Regions from separate parts of the Homo sapiens genome. Here region 1 is linked to region 2. Evidence: read pairs that join two places in POLR2A ChIA-PET (ENCODE). Cell type or tissue: A673. All regions are shown on one strand. Each heading gives the region's core, and the rest is flanking DNA. Links, peaks and the distances in the headings are about the cores only.

Region 1 (6,164 bases), core at 789-4,788, 150 kb before region 2:
CACTATTCACAATTGCCAAGACATGGAATCAACCTAAATGCCCATCAACAGTAGACTGGATAAAGAAAATGTGACACATATATATATATTTATATATATATTTTATATATACACACACACACACACACACACACACCATGGAATATACACCATAGAATACCATGCAGTCATAAAAAAGGACAAGATCATGTTTTTACAGCAACATGGATGGAGCTAGAGGCCATTAGCCTAAGCAAACTAACACAGGAACAGAAACCAAGTACTGAATGTTCTCACTTACAAGTGGGAGCTAAACATTGAATACATATGGACACCAAGAAGGTAAGAATAGACACCAGGTCTACTTGAAGGTGGAGGGTGGGAAGAGGGTGAGGTTTGAAAAACTACCTGTTGGGTACTATGCTTATCACCCGGGTGATGAAATAATCTGTACACCCACTACATGCCATTTACCTAAAAACAAACCTGCACATGTACCCCTGAACCTAAAATAAAGGTCTAAACAAAAGTACCTTATGATAAAGTCATTTCGCTCTTTGTTATAATTCACTGGAAATAAAAGGACACGAACATTTTTAGAATATCAATAAAGTCAAAATGGAGAAATGGTTAAAAACATATAATTCTCTAAATAATATTAGGAATCAACTAAATTATTGTTCCATGGAGAAAAATAAGCCAATGTTTATTATATAATAAATAAAAAGGCAAAACACAGAATTGTATATATAATTAATTGCAATTATTTGCAAAGACACATGTGCATAAGGACAAGTGCTGAAAGGTAACACCAGAGTAAAAATTAATGTTTGGAACAAATAGAATGAGTATTTTCTATTTTTCAAAATTTTCAACTTATTGTACTGTTTTATAATCTAAGAAAAAAAAGAGGAATTTCACCTGATCACATACAAGCTTCATGTTGTGTTCATGCATTTTGGCTGTGTGGTTATTAATTTGCTTATAATGGTCACTGGAAAAAGAGCACAGAAATATTTCTGAGCATTAGGCAAGATAACAAGGAAAGCATTAATTTAAGACATTATCTGTTAATGTTGTGAGGTGAAATATTTTAAGTATTTCGAGTCTAATCAAAACAGTCATTGTCAGGATATGGTATTCTTTTTCAATCCTCTCACTTCAAGCTTTCGTCTCTTTTAAGTGCACAAGTCTTAGCAATGTCATCTTCCTACTGTTAGTCTTTATTGAATATACAAAGAATTCCTTTTCATTGAGTGAAATGAAACACTGTTCAGACTTCTAACACTGAAATCTACCACAGCCCAATTTTGGTTCTTTTTTTCTGTATATTATTTATATTTTCTATATATACTGTTGCAATTATGTATGCCTATTTATGTACAAATGTCTGTCTTGCTTTTTTCTCTTCATAGAAGAAATATTTAAAATATGAAATATCCAATATAATTGTAAATACTGAAAATAATACTGGATCATCAGTGTAAATGCCCATTTTAAATTTAAATACTTCTAATATGAAGAAGTTCAGAGTCTTCACTTTAGTTGGTAACTAAAAGCATCCTAGATTTAGAAATTATCCTAGTCTCTGTAAGGTCAATGAAGTTAATTATTTTGTTCCAGTCTGAATCTTCTCCAAAGGCATTTCAGCCCAAGACAGAATACATACATCATGCTGATACTTGATAATAGGAAAGCATCCACATTTGAGCCATCCCACCCCCTCCCCTTACAAGTCACCAATGCACTGCGGCAATTGAAGAGAGAGGCATGTGTCTCTACACAAATACCAATGAGCTGTGGCACATATCCAAAACTTTCCAAAAACTACAGAAGAGAAACAAGAGACATTCTGTGCCATTCTCTGGTATCACTGTGATCAGTGCACCCATACCAACTGATAGCACACACAGGGTTTCAATACCTCTGGCTCCCAATTCCCATGCTTCTCCTCTTCACTCTGAAGCACATTCTTCTTAACTGATTATTATCAAGTCTTCCTTTAAAACCTGAATTCTAAAAGGCAGAGATTGTTTCTTTGTTGTATGATCTGTACTCAAACCAAAATGCAGTAATTGACCTGTGTTTTACAGATATCCATTCATAACAATTAGCAGACACTGAAAGGGAGATGAAAATAATACTGTCGTCAAGTTATGTTATCTGTCACTGTTTCCAACATAATCTAGAAAAATGCCCATCTCTACATTTTTATTTATATTTTTTCTATATAAGAGGCTATTTTCCCCATTTACTTATCACATCTTACTTCAAGATTCAACTTGGGTCTCAATTTGTTTTGGGAAAGCCTCCTGAATGTCTCACTCTTCTGAATTAGAGCTCACTCAACTGATTTATCTTAAGGATATGTCTTAGCTGTCTGTTCAGTATTTATCAAATGTGGCAAGCATCCTCTAAAACGGCCTGCAATTATCCCCACATCCTGGTATTCATACTCTTGTGTAATCCCCTCCTCTTGGCTATAGGCTGGACGTAATGCCCTGCTTCTAAAAAAAGAATAGAGCAAAGATGATGAGATGTCACTACCAAGATTAAGTTATAAAGAGACCATAGTTTCTGTCTTGCATTCTTGCATACCCTCTCTTGCTCTCTGATGAAAACCAGTCATGTGAACCAGCCATGTGAGCTACCCTGTTACCCTATGGAGACCCATATAACAAGAAACTGAGGGCAGCCAACATGTACCTGAGGCCCTCAGTCCAATAGCTCAAGAGGAACTCAATCCTGCCAACAACCATGTGAGTAGCTTGGAAGTGGATCCTTTTTCAGTCAAGTTTTGCAAGGACCACAAGGTCCAATCAGTATTTTAATTATAGACTTGTAAGAGACTCTGAGCCAGAGGACCCAGCTCAGTAGTGCTAGGGCTCCTGGCCCATAAAAACTGGCAAATAATAAATGTTTATTTTATTAAATAGCACTAAGTTTTGGAATACTTTTTTATGCAACAGTAGATAGCTACATTCACTTATACATTCTCCCAAACTAGATTATAAACTACTCCGATGATAGCAACTGTGACATTTTGAATCTCCAGAACTTAGACAGTGACCCTCACTGTTTAATGACAGTGGAGTTATAGAAAGAGACAATTTTGAACAATATACAGAAATCACTACTTTAAAATAGTCACTATAGCAATTTATAAAGTGCAGTCTCTGTGTTCAAAAATCTGTAGTTTAATTTGCAAAACAGAAAATATAAGTGGGTTTATGTATATGTGTGTATAATAAGAAATGCACAGATACATAAATAACCAACTTTAGAAGAGGCTAACATTTAAGTAATAATTAAGGAAATGAAAAATGTGATATCTGAAGAAATTGGAAAAGAGTATGGCTGTCAGGAAAAAACAATTAAGAAAAAGAAAATACTAAGTAATATAAAATCCTTAAAATATTATAATTATGGTACTTAATCCTAAAAAGTATGAGAGAAATAATAGACATTAATAGAACTTTTGAAGTCATTCATATATTGTCTCTAATGCTGCCTATGAATCTCATCATGGTATTTAATCATAAAAATCAAAGAGACAGATAAAAGAATGAAGAAAATTCAAAGCAATTGAAATTGAGTTCAAAACTCTGAAGAAGTTATCAATGAAGACTCTGCCAAAAAATCAACTAAAAAAATGTAAGATCTTCACTGGCAAACACACTACTTCTGACACTTTTTTATAATTTTTAAGTCCCTGCTAGCTAATCATGCCCTGTACTTGAAGTTGACTATTTAAAGCCTAATTACACAGTTCACATTGTATATAGCCCAGTTACTTGGTAAATTTATATGATGTCTTCTTAATAATGTAAATGTCTGCCCATCTATACAGTTTAGTATAAAAAAGCTGAATATGTTTGATAGAAGTGATAAGGAACACTATTTAGAAGGTATTTTTCTGGTGGAGGAAGAGAACAACCTGGAATAGAATCGAACATTATCAGATGCCTCGTATTTGACAGCACTGTGCTTGGCACAACTGTGGAAGAAAAAGACATAATCCTTTTCTCCAATAAATTCACAATCTTAGAGAGAAAATGAAGAATAAAACAAGTAAAGCAAAGAGACAAAATAACAAGTTGAAATAAATGCTACTATAGAAATAAGAAGGCTATTAAGACAGAAATAATGAGAAGAGGGGGTGCTTACTGTAACAATGGAAGATATCTATTGAATTTCTCTTGTATAAAATGAATGTCTACAGTCTCCATCCACTTTTACTGGGTTGTTGGTTATTTTGTGCCAATTTGTAGAAGCTCTTTATAAATTAAGTAAATTAGATTTTGTCTGTAATGTAAGTTGCAAAAACTTTCCTCCAGTTTGAAGTTTCTTATAGCAATTTTGGCCATGCAGAAATAGCTTTCTTTTAGGTAGTAAGTAAACTTTATTAATCTTTTTCTTGTGGTCCTGATTTTTATCACAGTTGAGAAAGCCTTCTTCCCTCTAAAGTTGTATAGAATTCTCTCATGATGTCTTCAAGTATATTTATGGTTTATGATGTACATTTACATTTATGATGCATTTGGAATTTATCCTAGTCTAAGGCATAAGGTATGGAACCTCTTTTTTTCCAGATGGCTACCTAGTTGGCTTCTCGTTATTTATGGAAAAACCCATTTTTTCCATTGACATTACAAACCACTATGATTCACATATGTATTCTATATACTAATCCACTAATCTTTACCTTCATGCTCAGAACCAAATTGTCTTAATAATTGAGGCTTAATAATATGTTTTAATATCTAGTAAAACTAGTCCCACATCATTACTCCCCTTTTGCTAAATTTTTCTGGCCATTCATGCTTATTATTTTTCCATATCAACTTTATTTTTTTATTTTTTGTTTTTTTGAGAGAGTTTCACTGTCTCCCAGGCTGGAGTGCAGTGGTGTGATCTCGGCTTACTGCAGCCTCTGCCTCCCGGGTTCAAGCGATTCTCCCACATCAGCTCCCCAAGTAGCTGGGAATACAAGCATGCGCCACCACGCCCAGCTAATTTTTGTATTTTTAGTAGAGAGGGGGTTTCACCATGTTGGCCAGGCTGGTCTCGAACTTCCGACCTCAAGAGATCCACCTGCCTCAGCCTCCCAAAGTGCTGGAATTATAGGCGTGAGCCACCACGCCCGGCCATTATCAACTTTAGATCAGCCAATCTATATCCAAAAATATCCTGCCTGTACTTTTGTGGATGTCACATTAAATTTATACAATCAATTAGGAGAAACTGACAAGATGTTGAGGCTTTCTATAGTGTATCATTCCAATTATTGTAATATTTTGGGGGAAATCTTAGAAGGTTTTTTATTTCTTTTAAGGTTTTATTTTTTTCCCGTATATGTTTGCACATTTCTTGGTAAACTTATGGCTAGTTATTTTATCTTTCTTGTAGATGTTTTGAATTGGGGTATTTCTTCTATTATACGTTCTGAATGGTTGTATTTTTGTATATATAAAAGCTATTGATTTTTAAATATTTTTTCATTCACTACTCTACTGAATTTTTTACTGTTTCTAAGACTTTTCAGCTTTTCAGATACACAATCATAGAAACTGTAAATGTTTTTCTACTTTTATATCTCTAATTTCTTTCTTTTATCTAATTGCATTGGCTAGTACTCCTGAACAATGCTTAATGTAATGATAGTGGAATTACTGTTTTGTTCCTAAAATTATCAAGTGCTTCTAGTGTTTCCCCGCTAAGGATGATACTGGATTTGAGATTGAAACAGATACATTTTATCAGGTTATGAAAATATATATCTATTCCCTGTTAATAGATTTGGGGTTTTTATTTAAATTAAATCAAGCCTTAACACTAATTTTGTTAAATGCCTTTTATATATATTAATATAATCATGTGTTCTTCCCTTAGATATGTTAATAATTTCCTTTGATTGACCTATCATCATGCCCCTGAAATAAACACCTTTAATCAGGATGTTTATTCTTTTAACATGTGCTAAATTGTTTGGCAACATTTTACGTAGGATTTTTATAATTATTTGCATGAACATGAATATGAAAGATCTAAAGTTTTCTTTGAAAATGTTATTAAATTTTGATGTCAATATCATGCTCACATCATTTACCTGTTCCCTGAAAGAGTTTAAATGTTATTAATGTTATCAAGTTTTTGAAGTTTTGGTTCAATTCCCTTATAAAATC
Region 2 (6,164 bases), core at 1,475-5,474:
AAATGGGTTCAACTTAATGCATGAGACATGTTTGCTGATAAAACGGATAGTTCATTCCTGTATCAGGCAAATATTCACTGGGAGCTTACTATGTGCCTCTTTCTGTGACACTGGGGATATACTGGTAAGTAGAAGAGCCCAAAGGCCTTACTTCATGGGGCTTTATAGTCTAGTTGGGAAAACAAACATTAATCAAATAAGCACACAAATATATAAATAAAGAGAAACAGTGATAGGTGCAATGGACCAAAAATACAGGTTAAGTAACACAGGGACAGTGGGGGTTGGAGCAGCACAGATAAAAGTCCCCAGATGCTATGCAAAGGCCATGAAGTGACAGGAGCATGATGGTACATTGGAAGATATTAAAGAAGACCAGACATGCTGGAGGTGACAGTGAGGAGGAAGGATGGCTAAGTCAGGATCACGGAGTGTCCTGTCGACCGTATGAGTCTTCTTCCCAGGAAGGAAGAGAAGCCACCAAAGGATTTGAAGAAGAAAATTGGCATGATCTAATTCACATTTTTAAAAGATCACTTGGGCTTCAGTGTGCCAAATAGGTTGCTGGGTGTAGGGGAGTATAAAAGAAAAGGGGGAAGGAATGGCAAGAATGGTAACAAGAGTCCGTGCAGTTTAGGGCATTACTGTTACAGCCCAGGTGAGAGAGAGATGATGGTACATTGTACTTTGTTGTGATGAAATAGCTTAGTTATTCATTGTAACCTTCTTTAGTGGAAATTTGTGCAAAGAAAAAAATATCATTTTTTCAGATGTCAAAATATTGATGTGCCTGAAAACCTATAGATGGATCATATAATTGTTGAAGTTCCCTTCCATACTTTGACATGATTTAGAGAATTTCAAACGCACATTGTCGCACAACCAGCCTTAAGAGTGATACTTTGTTTTGTTTTGAGGCTACCAAATAGATGGCCCAAAAGATCCATTCACATGGGTGTCTGAACTCACCATTTGATATTTCATTTTTGTGTGATAAAGGCTTATCATTTCTCGGGAACCACTTGAATAAATATTTCCCAGAGGAAAATGTTTTCTAGGTAAGACACCAATGAGGATTAGAAAAGAACTAGCTAAGAACAAACCTTTGGAAAAATAGGACTGAGGATCTTCCCTGGGGAGGAATTTATTATAATCATAATCCTGAAAGATACCATCTCAAATGTCATAATCCCAAATGTTGAAATCCTTAAAAATCAAAATCCCAAAAATATAATTCTGGAAAAAAATTTTAATTCTTTCAAAGATATTTATTTACATTTTTAAAATGGGATTTACTTGAAAAACATATTTAAAAAATAACAGGCCAGGTGCAGTATCTCACGACTGTAATCCCAACACTCTGAGAGGCCAAGGCGGGCAGGTCACTTGAGTTCAGGAGTTTGAGACCAGCCTGGGCAACATAACAAAACCCCATCTCTACAAAAAATACAAAAATTAGCCACACATGATGGCATGTACCTGTTGTCTCAGCTACTTGGGAGGTTGAGGTGGGAGGATCAATTGAACCCTGGAGGTCAAGGTTGCAGTGAGCCATGATCGAGCGAGCCACTGCACTCCAGCCTGGAAGACAGAGTAAGATCCTGTGCCCTGAGAAAATAAAACACTTCATAGGCCACTTTACACAATAAGAGAGGCAATAATAACATAACTATTTTTGCAAGCATGAACACTCAGGTATGCTAACAGTCACATAGATATATCAGTTATGAGCAGACAAATCATATTCATAAAGAAACAGGTCAAAAGAGAAATGTATAAACCATATGACTACGGTTGGTAATTTTGTGCTCCCAGCTTTATAACTGCAGTCATCTGCAATACTGTGACAAACAATGTAAGTTGTTTGATGAGATCAGTCAGAACGTGCAATGGGTCACCACCACATATGCAGTTGCCCAAAGATCAGAGATCTTGAAAAATTTTATCTTTCACAAATGCAGATGTACAAAAAGGACATCTCTTCATGTATTGAGAAAGTTTCAATGTTTTTACATACATGCACAATACTTATCCGCAAAGTGAACATTATAACACACTTTCATGGAGTCAAATTTTTTAAAAAAAAAATGCATGAAATGAATCAGAATCAGAAGTCTCTAAAAAATTCTACACAGTTTATACCTCCAGTATGGGAAATGATATGAACATGAAATACATAGCATATAGAATGATAAAAAATAATACAATTTAAAACAGTAGAAAAAAAAACAAAAAAGAAAAAGAATTTTTTTTCTTTTTTTTTTTCTGAGACAGAGTCTCACTCTGTCACCCAGGCTAGAGTGCAGTCATGCAATCTTGGCTCACTGCAATCTCCACCTCCTGGGTTCAAGGGATTCTCCTGTGTCAGCCTCCTGAGTAGCTGGGATTACAGGTGCCAGCCACCACGCCCTGCTAATTTTTGTATTTTGGGTAGAGACAGGGTTTCACCATGTTGGTCAGGCTGGTCTTGAACTCCTGATCTCAAGAAATCCACCCCCTCTCAGCCTCCCAAAGTGCTGGGATTACAGGTGTGAGCCACCGCACCCAGCCAAGAAAAAGCAATTAAAAACAAAACTTGACATATGAAAAAGTGAATTACAGGAATAGATTATGGGCAATTGCATGGATATAGTCCATAAGAGTTAGCCAACTTTCATGATTATTAACTATATTTTGAAGTCTGGCATCACAATAAATAGCTGCTTTTTTCTTTTAAGGCTCTCCTTGGAGAATACATTTACATTCATTTTCTATATGGTGCTGCTCCTTGGGAAATTCTTCTGTGATTCTACATATACATTGACATGAACATTCCCTATTAAATTTTACCATCTTCTGCTTAGGGATTTTGATCTTTTGGGATTTCAACATTCAGAATTATGCTGTTTGGAATTGTGTTTTTGGGGATTATGATCCAACCCTTCCTTAGTAGGCCTATGTGGCAGAAGAGGGAGGGGTGCAAAATAGAATAGGTAAAGAGAGAACGAGACACTAAAGACAAATTTCACCTCTTTCCTCAAGTTTGCCATCCCTGCGAATGAGGAGTTATGGGAGGTTGCTACAGGAAGTATGCTGTCATTTTTAATTGGTTTTACACGATGCCTTCCCTCTATAGAAGATCAGCCAAGAATGAGAATAAATCCCAGCCATATATATTCTAATTAGACTCTTCATTATTGAAAGCAATCTCAGTAAAAACAGAAGCTAGGCATAGTGGCATACACCTGTAGTCCCACCTACTCAGGAGACTGAGGCAGGAGGATTGCTTGAGCCCAGGAGACAGAGGGAAGGATGTGCTCACGAACATGGACTTCTTCCCCACAACAGTTCAGAAGGTCACTACTCCTCCCTTTCGATTTGTTCCTGTGGTGAGAGGATTCTCATGGTTCATCTCTTTTGAAGGTGATACACAAGTCCCCAAAACTGTGGCCACTCCCAAGGGATCAGGCTGTTTATTTTCTCTCCCTTCAGGTACATCTGAACCCTGACCCACTGTCAAAATACTCTAGGTTGAGAATTAAATTCCTCAGTTTTAATGCCTCTATCATTAATTTGGATACAGATATTTGATTTAAAAAGATAAAAAAAGAATCCTCTCTTTTTCTTATACACTGAGTTTAGTATGTATATTTCTATGTTGTTGAAGAGATTGTACATAGTGCTTGTTTTATTCAAAAGACTTATACCTAAGACAAAACCACTGCTTTACTTCCTCTAATATTTCTCTCAACTTCTACTGAGAACCTTTCTTGTCTTCTGCATGCTGTTATTATAGGGAATTTTATTGCCAGTGGGTCTATAAGAGTTTTCCTGGAGTTAAAAACCTTCTAAGGCAGTGAACAGGGAACAACTTGAACCACTTTTATCTGGAGCGATCCTGTAAAATCACTCCAGATAAATGTGATTCAAATTGTCACCTGTTCACTGGCAGGTAAAAATGCAGGTACTGACCCTGGTCCAAACCTACTGGATTAAAATCTATATTGTGATAAACACTCCAAGCAATTCCTGCTGTATTGTAGCTATGTTACAGCACTATACGGATGCACTGCTCTATTTCATGTTAGTGGGAGGGAAGGGAGTGGGGTGTGTATAACCCTCAGCCGCCTTCATTCATGAAGCAGCCTAAAGTGTTCCATTCATTTGGTTAGTCAAGTAGGTTGGTCCAGAATTTTGTCTTGGTCAAAAAGGTTAAAATAATTTCTCTTAAATTATTTTAGGAGTGAAATTTGAGTAAAGGGAGGCTGATTATCATCTAGTCTCCACATAGATGGAGCTACCGCTGTAGTGGGCATTTGGAAATGTCAGAGGTGAGGGAGAGAGTCACATTGCTGACTGATGGGTGCTGTGGGCACTTGGTGGTCAGGGGTCTAAGATGCTAAACGTCCTGCCTTTGGGTGACCTCTCACATAAAAAAGAATTGTGCTGCCCAAATGTCAATAATACCCTAGGTTGAGAATTAAATTCCTCAGTCTTAATGCCTCTATCATGAATTTGGATACAGATATTTGATATCTGGCACAGAATCCTCTCTTTTTCTTACACACTGAGTTTAGTATGTGTATTTCTATGTTGTTGAAGAGAATGTACATAAAGTTCATAGCATAGTGCTTGTTTTATTCTAGATAGCTCTAGGAGTTTCAGATTTACATTGATTTGATCAATGAAAATAAATGATAGAGGAGGATTAATTATAATGATTATATTTTTCCTGGGGCTTGCCAATTTGAACACAATGTAGAGTGAAAAAAACAATGGAAGAAGTGTGATATCACCTTTCTTAACTTACAAAGTTGGCATGAAACCTCTTGACTTCAGGAAAGTCCAGTATCTGTTAGACCAGAATTCCTCATCAACTTTCCATCATCATCACTAACAACATTAAACTTTTGAAAGAAAGAAAGAAAAAGAAGAGAGACAGAGAAAGAAAGAAAGAAAGAGAGAGAGAGAGAGAGAGGGAGGGAGGGAGGGAGGGAAGGAAGGAAGGAAGGAAGGAAGGAAGGAAGGAAGGAAGGAAGGGAGGGAGGGAGGGAGGGAGAGAAAAGAAAAGGAGGAAGGGAGGGAGGGAAAGAGGGAGAGAGGGAAGGAAGGAAGGAAATAGTAACTACATGAAGTGATTGGTATGTTAATTGGCTTTATTTTCACAATGTAGATGTATATAAAAACATCAAGGTGTACATCTTGAATATACACAATTTATTATTTCTCAATTCAGTAAAGCTGAGAAAAAACTATTCATGAATTACACAAAATTTTACTGAAAGTTGGGAAGATAGAGTGCTTGTCATTGAAACACTGTGCATTAATATTTGGCCTTAGCTTTCATGGCTGTTAACAGTAGTTTTTAAGACAAATTATGCTTTCTATAAAAATAAACCCAGTGTTAGAAATCATAATTTGTACCAGACTTGGGGTAAAAAAATCCTTGCTCCAAAAATGCAGTTGAAATGGTATTCTTGCCAGAAGCTATATGCCATTCTGCAATTTATTTCCTTCTCAATAGAAGAAAGAACTTCAAAGCCATAAGTATACACATATGCTGCAAGCATGTCTAAAATCTAAATGTAGGAAGTCTGAACCCACTTCCACATGATACAATTGGCAATTCTATAATTTATCTTGCAAGATAATATAAAAGTAACAAGAATTAGAGATGGAGAGAAGACATAAATTACACAAGCAAAGAATAGTGAGGTGTAGAAAATAAACTTTCTAAAATACAAATGTGATCAGTAACTCCTATCATCTTTAGGTTAAAATTCAAGTTCCTTGACATGTCCTGCAACTCCTTTCACATTCTGACCTTTTGAAAACTGACAAATCTTAACATATTTTGAGCACTTATTTGAAAAGCATAGCAAAGCATGTGGAAGCATAATATCACAAAAAAGGAAAAGAAAGCACTGCTCTGAGAGATGGAAGGAATGAAGTTCTAGTGTCCACTTTGCCACTGACTTTGTACAAGTTACTTTGGTCATCTGTGAAATTATGAGAGAAACTAGATGGTAGCTGGTGCTAACAATCCATTAATCTGCTAGAATTTTTACTTCATTGATGGAATTGCTCAGTATGTCAACAAGGCTTATCATTGGTCTGTTTCACATCATTTTTTTATGAATTGTGTCCTGGATTAACATAAATTTAAGAAGTAACTGCTAGTAGTT

What was found. Peaks named below come from ENCODE experiments on the same cell type or tissue, not always from the same donor. Only the 100,000 strongest peaks of a DNase experiment are listed, where the experiment ranks them.
Region 1: POLR2A ChIA-PET joins it to region 2 with 34 read pairs; 1 of 35 experiments calls an interaction of 5 or more read pairs at or near these places.

What each region holds. Positions count from the first base shown.
Region 1 is chr1:185,830,978-185,837,141 of GRCh38, reverse strand. All of the region lies in intron 1 of HMCN1 (hemicentin 1), which reads right to left. Among named protein-coding and RNA genes, the nearest start is that of HMCN1, 100 kb to the right of the region's middle. In A673, for the core only: no CTCF peak of the experiment used is centred there; DNase peaks (open chromatin) are centred at 1,741 and 2,441; H3K27ac peaks cover 2,887 bases.
Region 2 is chr1:185,686,346-185,692,509 of GRCh38, reverse strand. No RefSeq gene overlaps it. Among named protein-coding and RNA genes, the nearest start is that of GS1-204I12.4, 43 kb to the right of the region's middle. In A673, for the core only: no CTCF peak of the experiment used is centred there; DNase peaks (open chromatin) are centred at 3,069, 4,079, 4,819, 5,159 and 1 weaker place; H3K27ac peaks cover 3,889 bases.